2 separate regions of the Homo sapiens genome follow, and region 2 is linked to region 1. A link is an interaction called in ENCODE POLR2A ChIA-PET data of the cell type or tissue named here. Cell type or tissue: PC-9. All regions are shown on one strand.

Region 1 (5,000 bases):
CCAGTTCCCAAATGCTCCTCGTGCATCATCCCCTCCCCAGGCTTGGGACATCTACAACAGGCTGGGAACCACTGGGGCAGGACTTCCTACCAGGTTTGTCATCTACAGGCTACACCTCTTCTGAGGCCCCTAAGTCACCCAATGTTTGGCTTGGAGTTTTTTGTTTTTTGTTTTGTTTTGAGATGGAGTCTCACTCTGTCGCCCAGGCTGGATTGCAGTGGTGAGATCCTGGCTCACTGTAACCTCCACCTCCCGAGTTCAAGCGATTCTCCTGCCTCAGCCTCCTGAGTAGCTGGGATTACAGGCGTGTGCCACCAAGCCCAGCTAATTGTTGTATTTTTAGTAGAGACGGGGTTTCACCATGTTGGTCAGGCTGGTCTCAAACTCCTGACCTCGTGATCTGCCCCGCTTGGCCTCCCAAAGTGCTGGGATTACAGGCGTGAGCCACCATGCCTGGCCAGCTTGGAGTTTTTTGTCTTTTGTCCTGGCATTCTTCCTTTCCTGACTTGGTTCTCCTAGAACCTCCCTGGCTTCTCACAAATGGTTTCTAAGCTGAAGAATCCATTGTTCTGAGTCTGACCTTGCACCCTCAGCTCTCCCCACTCTGCAAACTCCACTGGGACCCCCACAGGGTCCACAAGAGGAGAGGGGAGCAGGACAACTGTAGTCTTGTTCTTTTGCGTAAGTGGACTGAGTTTTGCAGAGGTAGGAAGATGGAAGATTTTCATCTTTTAGTTTCAAAAGTCTGTCTCAAACCCACAGCTGGAGTGGCCTTGCTGCACAGAGCAGTGACTTTCATACAAGTTGTCTTGTGGTTAAAGGGCATCCAACTCCAAACCCAGGAGTATCCCTCAACCTTTTGAATTTCGTTTAAAATAAAACTGTAGGATTTCAACAAGGAATAGAAGTGGTCCCAAGGTGGGCTTCACAAACCACCATTCCCAGACATGTTTGTGGGGAAGCCTTCAGCAGCAATGCTGCTCAGGTGGGCATTCAGGCACAGTGACAAGGAGATGGGGAAGAAGACGGTTTCGCAATAATCAATTACACCACTGGAGGCTCCTGGCTGCCTAAGGGCACACTGGCCCTGACCCCATCCTGAAATTGTTCCTTGCAGGTCGCATATTTACTCAATCAATATTCATGCAGAGTCCACTCTACAGCAGGCTCTAGGTCAGAATTAGCTGGATGAGAATGCTCGGGTTCCCTGCATGTGTGCACACACGAACCCTATATATAGTACATTTTGCAGTGGGAGGGGTTACTTTTAATTGAGCACCTGCTTTGGTGTGTCTAATATAGTGTTTGATTTCAACCTTATTCTGAGTAGGCATTACTATTCCTTTTTTTCAAATGAGGAAACTAAGCAGAGACAGATCACATAACCTCCCCCAAGGTCAGCCAGCTAGTTAGTGGCGGGGCGGGACTCAAGCCAGGGTGATCAGACTCCAAAGCCATGCCCCCTCCAGGAAGTCACACCCCTCCAGGAAGCCACACCCCTCCAGGAAGCCACACCCGCCAGGAAGTCAGGCTAATTCCCCAAACTAGCCACTAAAAGTGGCCAGGACTGGTCAGATCAACATGCAGAGAAAGCTGCTGATGTTTTATTGTTAATAAGGTCCCAAGTTCAAGTTTTATTTGGAGATGTTCAAATTTTAATTATTACTTTTAATTGAAATGCACTGTAATTTAATATTAATTTTTGTGTAAGTCAAATGAATTAGGCTAAATTGCAACTTTCATTTTATTTTGGAAGGAGGAGAGGCTGAAGAAAAAAAGCAATAAATAAAAAGGAAAAATTATTTCTCTTAGAAATTCACCTGATAGAGAGGGATTACTGCATTTTCTAAACCATGTCTAGTTTAGACACGGCACATCTGGTATGATAGATGCTGTGTATGAATGGAAACAAGTTTAGGGTAATAAATGTTTCCCAGTGTTAAAATAAACGCCTCAGCGGTTCAGATTTTGGCCAGGCAGTTTCTCCACAGTAGGAGGCACTTATCTACTTTAACACTTTGCTACTTAGAAATTATCACTCAATCAATTACCGTCCACCTGGGTTTATTTTTACAGAGAGCTTCAATAAAATGAGTGTGAAAATAAGTTAAACACATTCTATTCATTTTCTCAATTTTTCACCTCTCCCAATGGTGGTTATGTTGACAGAAAAATTACTTCATTTTATTTCAACAGACATTTATGGAATGCTGACCAGGTTCTGTGCTAAGGGCTGGGAGACAGGATATGACCAAGTGGAATGAAATGTGGTCCCTCTCATTACAGAGCATATATAACCTACCTTTTAGCACAGGCGGTGTCTCTACAGCCCAAATGAAGGCAACCACGAGAAAAATTCTGGACCCTACAATCTCCACAGCCCTCCCCTTCCTCCCCTACCACAAGAGACTGCCCTTTGCCCAGGTAACGTCCCTGTGGTGTTTACCTATGTGGTCCGTCAAGCTCTCAGGTGCTTCCAGATATGGAAATACTCTTTCACCAAAAGATGTTTGTTATACTTTCTTTTTTCTTTTTAAACTTTTCTTTTAGGTTCAGGGGTACATGTGCAGGTTTGTTTAATATAGGCAAACTCGTGTCAGAGGTTTGGTGTACAGACCATCTTGTCACCCAGGTACTAAGCCTAGTACCCAATAGATTTTTTCCTGATCCTCTCCCTCCTTTCACCCTCTACCCTCCAGTAGGCCACAGGGCCCATTGTTCCCCTCTTTGTGCTCATTGGTTCTCATTATTTAGCTCCCACTTGTAAGTGAGAACACACAGTATTTGGTTTTCTGTTACTGTGTTCGTTTGCTTATACTTTCTTTTAAAAGAGTACCTCCCTCTTACATCACTTCTGACGTAAGCTTTAGAATTTCTGTACCATCTGTCTTTTTAAAAATAATAGCTTTACTGAGACATAATTCAAATACCATAAATCCACCCTTTCAAAGTATAAGACTCAACGGTCTTGATACTTTCACAAAGTTGTATAACCATTTCCACTATCTAATTCCAGATTCATCACCCCCAAAAGAAATCCCTCACACATTAGCAGCCACTCCCCATTCCTCTCTCCTCCACCCCCCTCAACCAATCTCCTGGCAACCACTGATCTATTATACTTACTATCCCCATGGATTTGCCTATCCTAGGCATTTCCTATAAATGAAATCACACAACATGTGGTCTTCTTCTGTGTCTGACTTCTTTCATTTTAGCATAATGTTTTCAAGGTTCATCCATGGTACAGCATGCATCAGTACTGCATTCCTTTTTATGGCTCAATAATATTCCATCATATGACTAGACATTTTATTTATCCATTCATCCACTGATGGACATTTGGGTTGTTCCCACCTTTTGGCTATCATGAAGCGTGATGCCATGAATATCCACATGCAAGTTTTTGTGTGGACCTCTGTTTTCATCTCTCTTGGGTAGGTGTCTAGGAGCAGAGTTGCTGTATCACATGGTTAACTCTGTATTTAACCTTGCAAGGCGCTGCCTGTTTTCCAAAGCAGCTGCCCCATTTTACATTCCCATCAACAGTGTGGAAGAGTTCCAGTGTCTCCACATCCTTGCGAATACTTGTTACTGCCTTTTTTCTGACAGCCCCAGGTGTGAGGTGGTATCTCATTGTGGTTTTGATTGGCATCTCCCTGATGGCTACTGATGTTGGGCATCTTTTCATGTGCTTAATAATAAATCTATTTTCCTTTACAAAATTTTCTTAGGTTTTTTGGGTATTCTTTCGAATTTCACATTTTGACCTACAAGTTCAGAACCTCTCCGCATCCGTTCCTCTCACCCTCCTGTAATGTGGTGTGGTCGCCTGTCTTTCAGCTCCTACAGTCGGGGCCTGGGCCACCATCGCTGCTCTCGCATGGCTGATGAGCCTTATAGAGCCTACATCACATCTCTTGGACCTGGAAGGGGAAGGAAGAGGAAAGGCCTGGAGACTCACCAAAAGGAAGGAATTCAGCAATGGCAGAAGTGAGCCCCGAAGTCCCAAAGTCTCTGGATTATTCTTTCCACCAAGCCATGTTACGCCCCTAATTCAACACTTGTCATTTCTCTTTCTCTCTTTTTTTTTTTTTTTTTAAAGCGACGGGGTCTCATTATGTTGCTCAGGCCTCAAGCGATCCTCCCACTTCAGCTTCCCGAATAGCTGGGACTACATCGCGCCACTGAGCCTGGCTTCACCATTTCTTAATTGCTACAAATTCCCCAAATCCCATGAGACAGAAATGTATGTTCAGTCATAAATATGAGTGCACATTATTCTCCCAGGCATGACATGGAACAAGTAAAACAGTAATCCTGCTTTCTGGGTGCAGAGTCAGTGAAGAAACATAAAAACAGTCGCATAGAATGATGCACAGAGATTTAGAAATAGCACCATAAAAGCTCTAAACAGGGAGATTCCACCTGGAGACATCAGCAAGGCTTGCAGAGGAGAGAGAACTGACCATCGCCGATCCACTGAGAAGGAATCAGATGGAAAATGTGGGGGTGGGGAATAATCAGGGATGGGAACAGCACATTCAAAGATCCAGTTTCAGGAAATAGCAGGTGTTTAGTGAAACTAAAACAGAAAGCATGAGGGTCACAGGCGGGGTCACAGAAAGGGTCAAGGCTGGAAAGAGAGGCTGGGGCCAGTGCTTGTCAGTCTTCCCTGCCATGCTCAGGGTTGGGATTTTGTAGGTTCTGAAATGCAAAGCCTGTGAGTTTTTGAGAAAGGAAGGAACGTGATTAGATTTGCACTTAAAGACCTCACTGCAGCAACCACATCTCTGGATATCATACAGATAGATCTTTTCAGCATAGTAATGAAAACTGAAAATTACTGCAAAATGCCTAAACTTGTTCAAGATTCTCTTTGTATCATTTCTTCTTGGCAAAGTTCCGCTGCTCAAGACCCAACAATTCATCTCAACCACTCACCACAAGGTTAAGAAATGCTCTGATGCTGTGGTGTTGGAACTCAGCTATGTTGCCAC
Region 2 (5,000 bases), 170 kb before region 1:
ACTGATTGTGCTTACAGCAGAAACCACAATGGCAGCCAAAGTGTGGCGGCCACTTTACTTCTCGAATAAATGCATCCAATTGGTCACACCTAATTGATATCAAGAACCTTAGCTGCAAGGGAGGCCGGAAAATACAATTATATATAGAAAGGTATTTACCAAACCATGTTAGAAGCTTTTAAACTATTTTAAAATAGCTACATAACTTTTCATTAAATATACATACATAGATATATATATATGCATTTAATTAATCAACCCCCCCACCTATTTAGGATACTTTGTTTCCAGAGTTTTATATTATGAATATTAAGAATCCAACATTTAATATTATAAATAATATAACGATACTGCCAATAATAACAACTACAGCTTATTTAATACTTCCTTCTTCCAGGCAGTGTGCTAGGTAGGCCCTTTTATATTCATTATATTTGTCAATCATTTTTTAGTTAAGACTCAACAACCTGCTTATGGGGTAACTATTAATCCCATTGTACACATAACAAAACTGAGGGTTAAAGAGAAGTCAGAGCTAGATTTAAGACCAAAGCTTGCATCTTTAACCAATATGCAAATACTCATGCAAAAAGACTTTTTTGGTCTTAGAAATGATCTCCACTGGACAAATAACCAGAAATAGAATTACATACTGTTCAAGAGCTGTGAATGCTTCTAAATCCCTTGAGATACATGAATGAGCAGGCCAGATTCTCAGTTAACGTCACTGTCAGGACTGTGAACACCTGCATGGCAGGAGCTCCCTTTTATCACTTGAAGGCCTGGCTCAGCGACTGGCACACTGTGGCCACTCCGTGGGTGTTTCCGTGAGTAACAGTGGGTGTGCAGGCAGAAGTGCATGAAGGCACTCCAGTCCAAAGAACTGCATTCCTTTTGCAGCACAAAGCACGAGCTGTATCTAGGCTAGTCCAGCTCTAGACCACACATGAAAGTGAGTGCCTGAAACATGCAACCCTCTATCTGCTTTAGCCACCTTCACGCACCAGCTAAGTCATCGCACTTTCCATGACCATGTTGCCTGTGAAGAGAATGAACATGGTCTGATAAATCAGGCATCCAAGCAACTGTGCACAAGACTGCAGATTGCATCCATTGCTTTAGGTAGGTCAATGGGAGCAATTTTTAGCAAGTGCAACTGTGTCACTTTGGATTATTTAATAAGTTAACTGTCCTATTTAATACTGATTCTCTAAATCAATATTAGCGACTCATATGTATTGTCACAGTCCACCAATGCCCAGACAAGTTAGACTGTGAGCCCGAGGACTTCAGAAGATGCATTAACCACTGCAGGCCACCAAATAGCCTTCCTAAGCCTTGCCCTACTTCTCTACCAGGAAGGGGTTTATACTCACACAACTACCAGCTGAAGGGATTGGTATTGCTAATACCTTGGGACCTCCGTGTACTGCTTTTTCCTACAGAGCAAAGTGTAGAGGCAAAATGATTGCTCTTGGGGCCAGGCATGGTTGCTCACACCTGTAATCCCAGTACTTTGGGAGGCTGAGGTGGGGGGCGGGTGGATCACCTGAAGTCAGGAGTTAGAGACCAGCCTGGCCAACATAGTGAAACCCCGTCTCTACCAAAAATACAAAAATTAGCCTGGCGTGGTGGTGCACACCTGTAGTCCCATCTACTCTCTACTCGGGAGGCTGAGGCACGAGAACCACTTGAACCCAGGAGATGGAGGTTGCATGAACCAAGATCATACCACTACACTCCATTCAGGTATCACAGCAAGACTCTGTCTCCAAAAAAAAAAAAAAAAAAGAATGATTGCTCTTGGGAATTTCACCACTAAGATGCCAAAAAACCATGGCACATCAGCTGGCCTATAATGAGGTGGGTCTACGTTCCAGTGAATTTATTCCATCTTTCAGACTATATCACGTGGAATTTTCTTATAGTCTTTCTCCCCCTTTAAAACAATCCTAAGGTTATTAAAGATACTCCTTTCAGTACTGCCTTCCCCACCCCTTGGGCTACACTATTCAGCTGTTTTTTAAAGAACAGAATTGTAACTTGCATTATCAATAGAGAACATTCCTGGAGAAAACACAGATGTTTTCTGGCTCGTGTCACACAGGCGGTTCTGAAATCTACGAAGTTATATGAGGACTTCCTGGCACCGTGAGAGGAAGGTTGGGAGGCAGTATTACTCAGCCAGACCAAAATGATTTTATTTATTCCACATGCCTAAAAATATGTTTGAACATAATGTGCCATAATTTTTCTGGTGATTTCTATGAATCAGTTTTTAATTATGAATAATGTTTTTAGAGATACTCCTGAGAAATTGTACCCAAGTTTCCCTTGACAGCCATCACATAAAGTATCTAAAATGAAGCAGCTTCCACGGCTAACACAGAAAATCAAAGCATGAATTTCTAAAAGATCCATTAGTCATCTTTGCTGAGAACAAGAGTCTCACGATTCGCACATGCAAAGGGTGGCTGAGAAATTCAGGTCAACAAACATAACTAGAAAAAGACGGTTACTGTCAAATAATTGTTCAAAGGAGTTTTGTACAAATATAAATTTTGTAACTTCACTTGGAGCCTTTTTTCTTTTCTTCTAGTTAGGAATTTTCTCTGTGTTTGAATTATTGCCTTTCTAATCCTCAGCTGACGTTTTGCAGCTTTTAAGGGATCGCTGTGGCTACAGCAGGAAACGTTCCTGCTCCATGGCCCAACGCAGGCCACTCAGAAATTAAAATGTTTGTGCAAGATAATGAGTATGAATTTCCATTTCTGGGATTTACTTTTAGAAAATCCAGCTACTGAAACTCAATCAAGGAGGGTCCAAGTGACACCCTGTCAAAGAACAGATGGGTGGGGTCAGCTCTGGAATTCAAGTACTTTTCGCAGGTGTATCTCTCCTGGAAACCACTTTCCTGCATTTGTCAGAGCTCACAGCTTCTGCGAAAATGTCGGCTAGGGATCAGGCTAAACAGAAGTACAAATAACTCAAGTAGCTTTCAGTGGAGCACCCTTAATGTTGCTTAAACAGGGAGGTATTTTCTGGTCAATTACCTTAAGTAGACTCCAGTAAACGCGAAAATTATTTTTGCATGAGTAACAACAGCGCTTATCTTTTTCCTTCCCCGGCTCCCAACTATCCAGGAATAAAGCAAATTCACACAGGAGTATTCCAGGACTCACAACCTTGTTTAGATTGTTTAAAAGGAATTGGAGGCTGTGGCTTTCCATCCAGTGTCGAGAGCTCCCGAGCAAGTTGAACGTGGCGCCGGCTGCTTAGCCAGAGGAAGCCAGCGTCTACCTGTGTCACTGAACGGCGCTCCTCCCACGGCGACACCTCCGTGCTCTTTTTGCTTGTATTTATTCAAAAATTAGATTTGTCAATAACGCAGGGCCTGGCAAATAGGAGGACCTCTCCAAAATTAAATGCAAGATTGAACATAGGTCTCTCACATCATAATAAAGCGGTTTAATTTGGCTTCCACCGGGGGAGCGGAATAGCACTTGCCCAGCCCCTTTGAGCCCTGCGCACACTCGCACCACCGCCGCCTCTCCCACAAAGAGAAAAGCCACGAGAAGGGTCCCGACTGTGCAAATCTGTGTGCCCTCCCGAGGAAGGCGCCCGAGGGCTCACTCTGCCTGGTTCAAAAGCTTGTGGGAGAGAAGCACCCAAAAGAATTCCGTTGTCAGGTTAAAGTCTTTGTCTATACTCGCAGGATGGGAAGGACGATGGTGCAATCACCGAGATTATTTTGTTTTCGTCCTCTAAAAAATGAAGAGGGGACTGGAGTCGGGACCAAAATTATTGGCAGACCGCACGGTTTGCAGTCACCCTGAAGTTACCAGCAGCCGATGCTGTGTCCAGGGAAAATATTCTTGAGCTGGAAAACGTGCTAATTTAAAGTCTTTCGTTTCACACGAAAATGTGCTGCACTCTTTGACTGCTCAGGAATTTGCTCTAGCACCTAGAAGGAATTCTGGCTTAGGGCAGGGGCGAGGGACAGTGGAGGGCGTTGGACCTTCTTCCGCAATCGGGACCACTCCAGGTCTCCCCGGAGAAGGCTGAGTCTCCAGCGCGTGGATTCAGATCAGGACTCTGTCTAAGTAGGCGAGAGCTGGGGATACCGCTGGGGGCTTTGGCGAAGCTAAGAAAGCACTGGCTTCTTATTCTCACCAGACATCTCAACACCCACGTGCGCTGGGTCCCGCAGTCTCTCGCCCGCCCCACGCGGGTCCCAGCCCTGGTCCTTACTCCCCGCGCGGGAAGAATCTGGGGAGGGTGGGGGCGGAGAGGCGGCTGATCGGAGAGTGGGAGGGAGGATGGGAGATGGGCAGAGGCTGCCCGCATCAGGGCCAGGACAGACGTCCGCGCGGCCCCAGGCACTCACTTGAGTGTCACGCAAGTCACCCCAACACCGCACAAGACAGTGGCGGGGTGCGCACCGAGGCCCCTACCTGGGGGGTGTGCGCGCACTGAACGACCCCTTCTCCAGGTGCGCGAGCCGCTCCGGCGGCCGTGCACACTGCGCCCCCTTCCGCCCACCTGCCTGGCCTGCGTTTCTAACCACGCGGGCGGTCCCGAGACTTCGCGCAAAAGGCAGGACCGCGACTCCCAATAATGATATCTTCGAAATAACCCCCTGCTGAGCCGGCGCCCAGGGCCGGGGGTAGAGTCCCGAGTCCCTTTTGCGGAATTAAGGAGACCTCTGGCGACCGGGGAGCCTGCCCCTGTGACCGCTCCAGCAGCCCCTGCCGCGTGCGTGCCCGAGTGTGGCCCGCAGCTCCCAAAGCCCAGGTGTGTGTGGCCTAGGGCGGGGAGAGTTGGCGACCCGGGCCCATCACCGCCCCAGTGCCACCGCCCCAGTGCCTGACCAGATGGGGTGCGGTCCCTACGCCCGGCGTGGCCCCGCCGCCGCTCAGATCTGAAGTCCGGCTTTCGCTCGCCCTGCGCGGCGGAACCTCTGACCCGGAGCAGCTCTAGGCCGTGGGCTTCGTCTCCTC

Evidence for each region. ChIA-PET counts read pairs that join two places held together with the same protein. Peaks named below come from ENCODE experiments on the same cell type or tissue, not always from the same donor. Only the 100,000 strongest peaks of a DNase experiment are listed, where the experiment ranks them.
Region 2: POLR2A ChIA-PET joins it to region 1 with 6 read pairs; 3 of 35 experiments call an interaction of 5 or more read pairs at or near these places.

Annotation. Positions count from the first base shown.
Region 1 is chr21:36,858,862-36,863,861 of GRCh38, forward strand. The region is part of intron 6 of HLCS (holocarboxylase synthetase); the gene reads right to left. Among named protein-coding and RNA genes, the nearest start is that of HLCS-AS1, 110 kb to the right of the region's middle. RefSeq lists enhancers at 1,184-1,772, 1,328-1,622. In PC-9, no CTCF peak of the experiment used is centred here; DNase peaks (open chromatin) are centred at 1,460 and 2,280; H3K4me3 peaks cover 733 bases; H3K27ac peaks cover 3,200 bases.
Region 2 is chr21:36,688,689-36,693,688 of GRCh38, forward strand. All of the region lies in intron 1 of LOC105369308 (a long non-coding RNA gene), which reads right to left. Among named protein-coding and RNA genes, the nearest start is that of SIM2, 7.9 kb to the right of the region's middle. In PC-9, no CTCF peak of the experiment used is centred here; no DNase peak of the experiment used is centred here.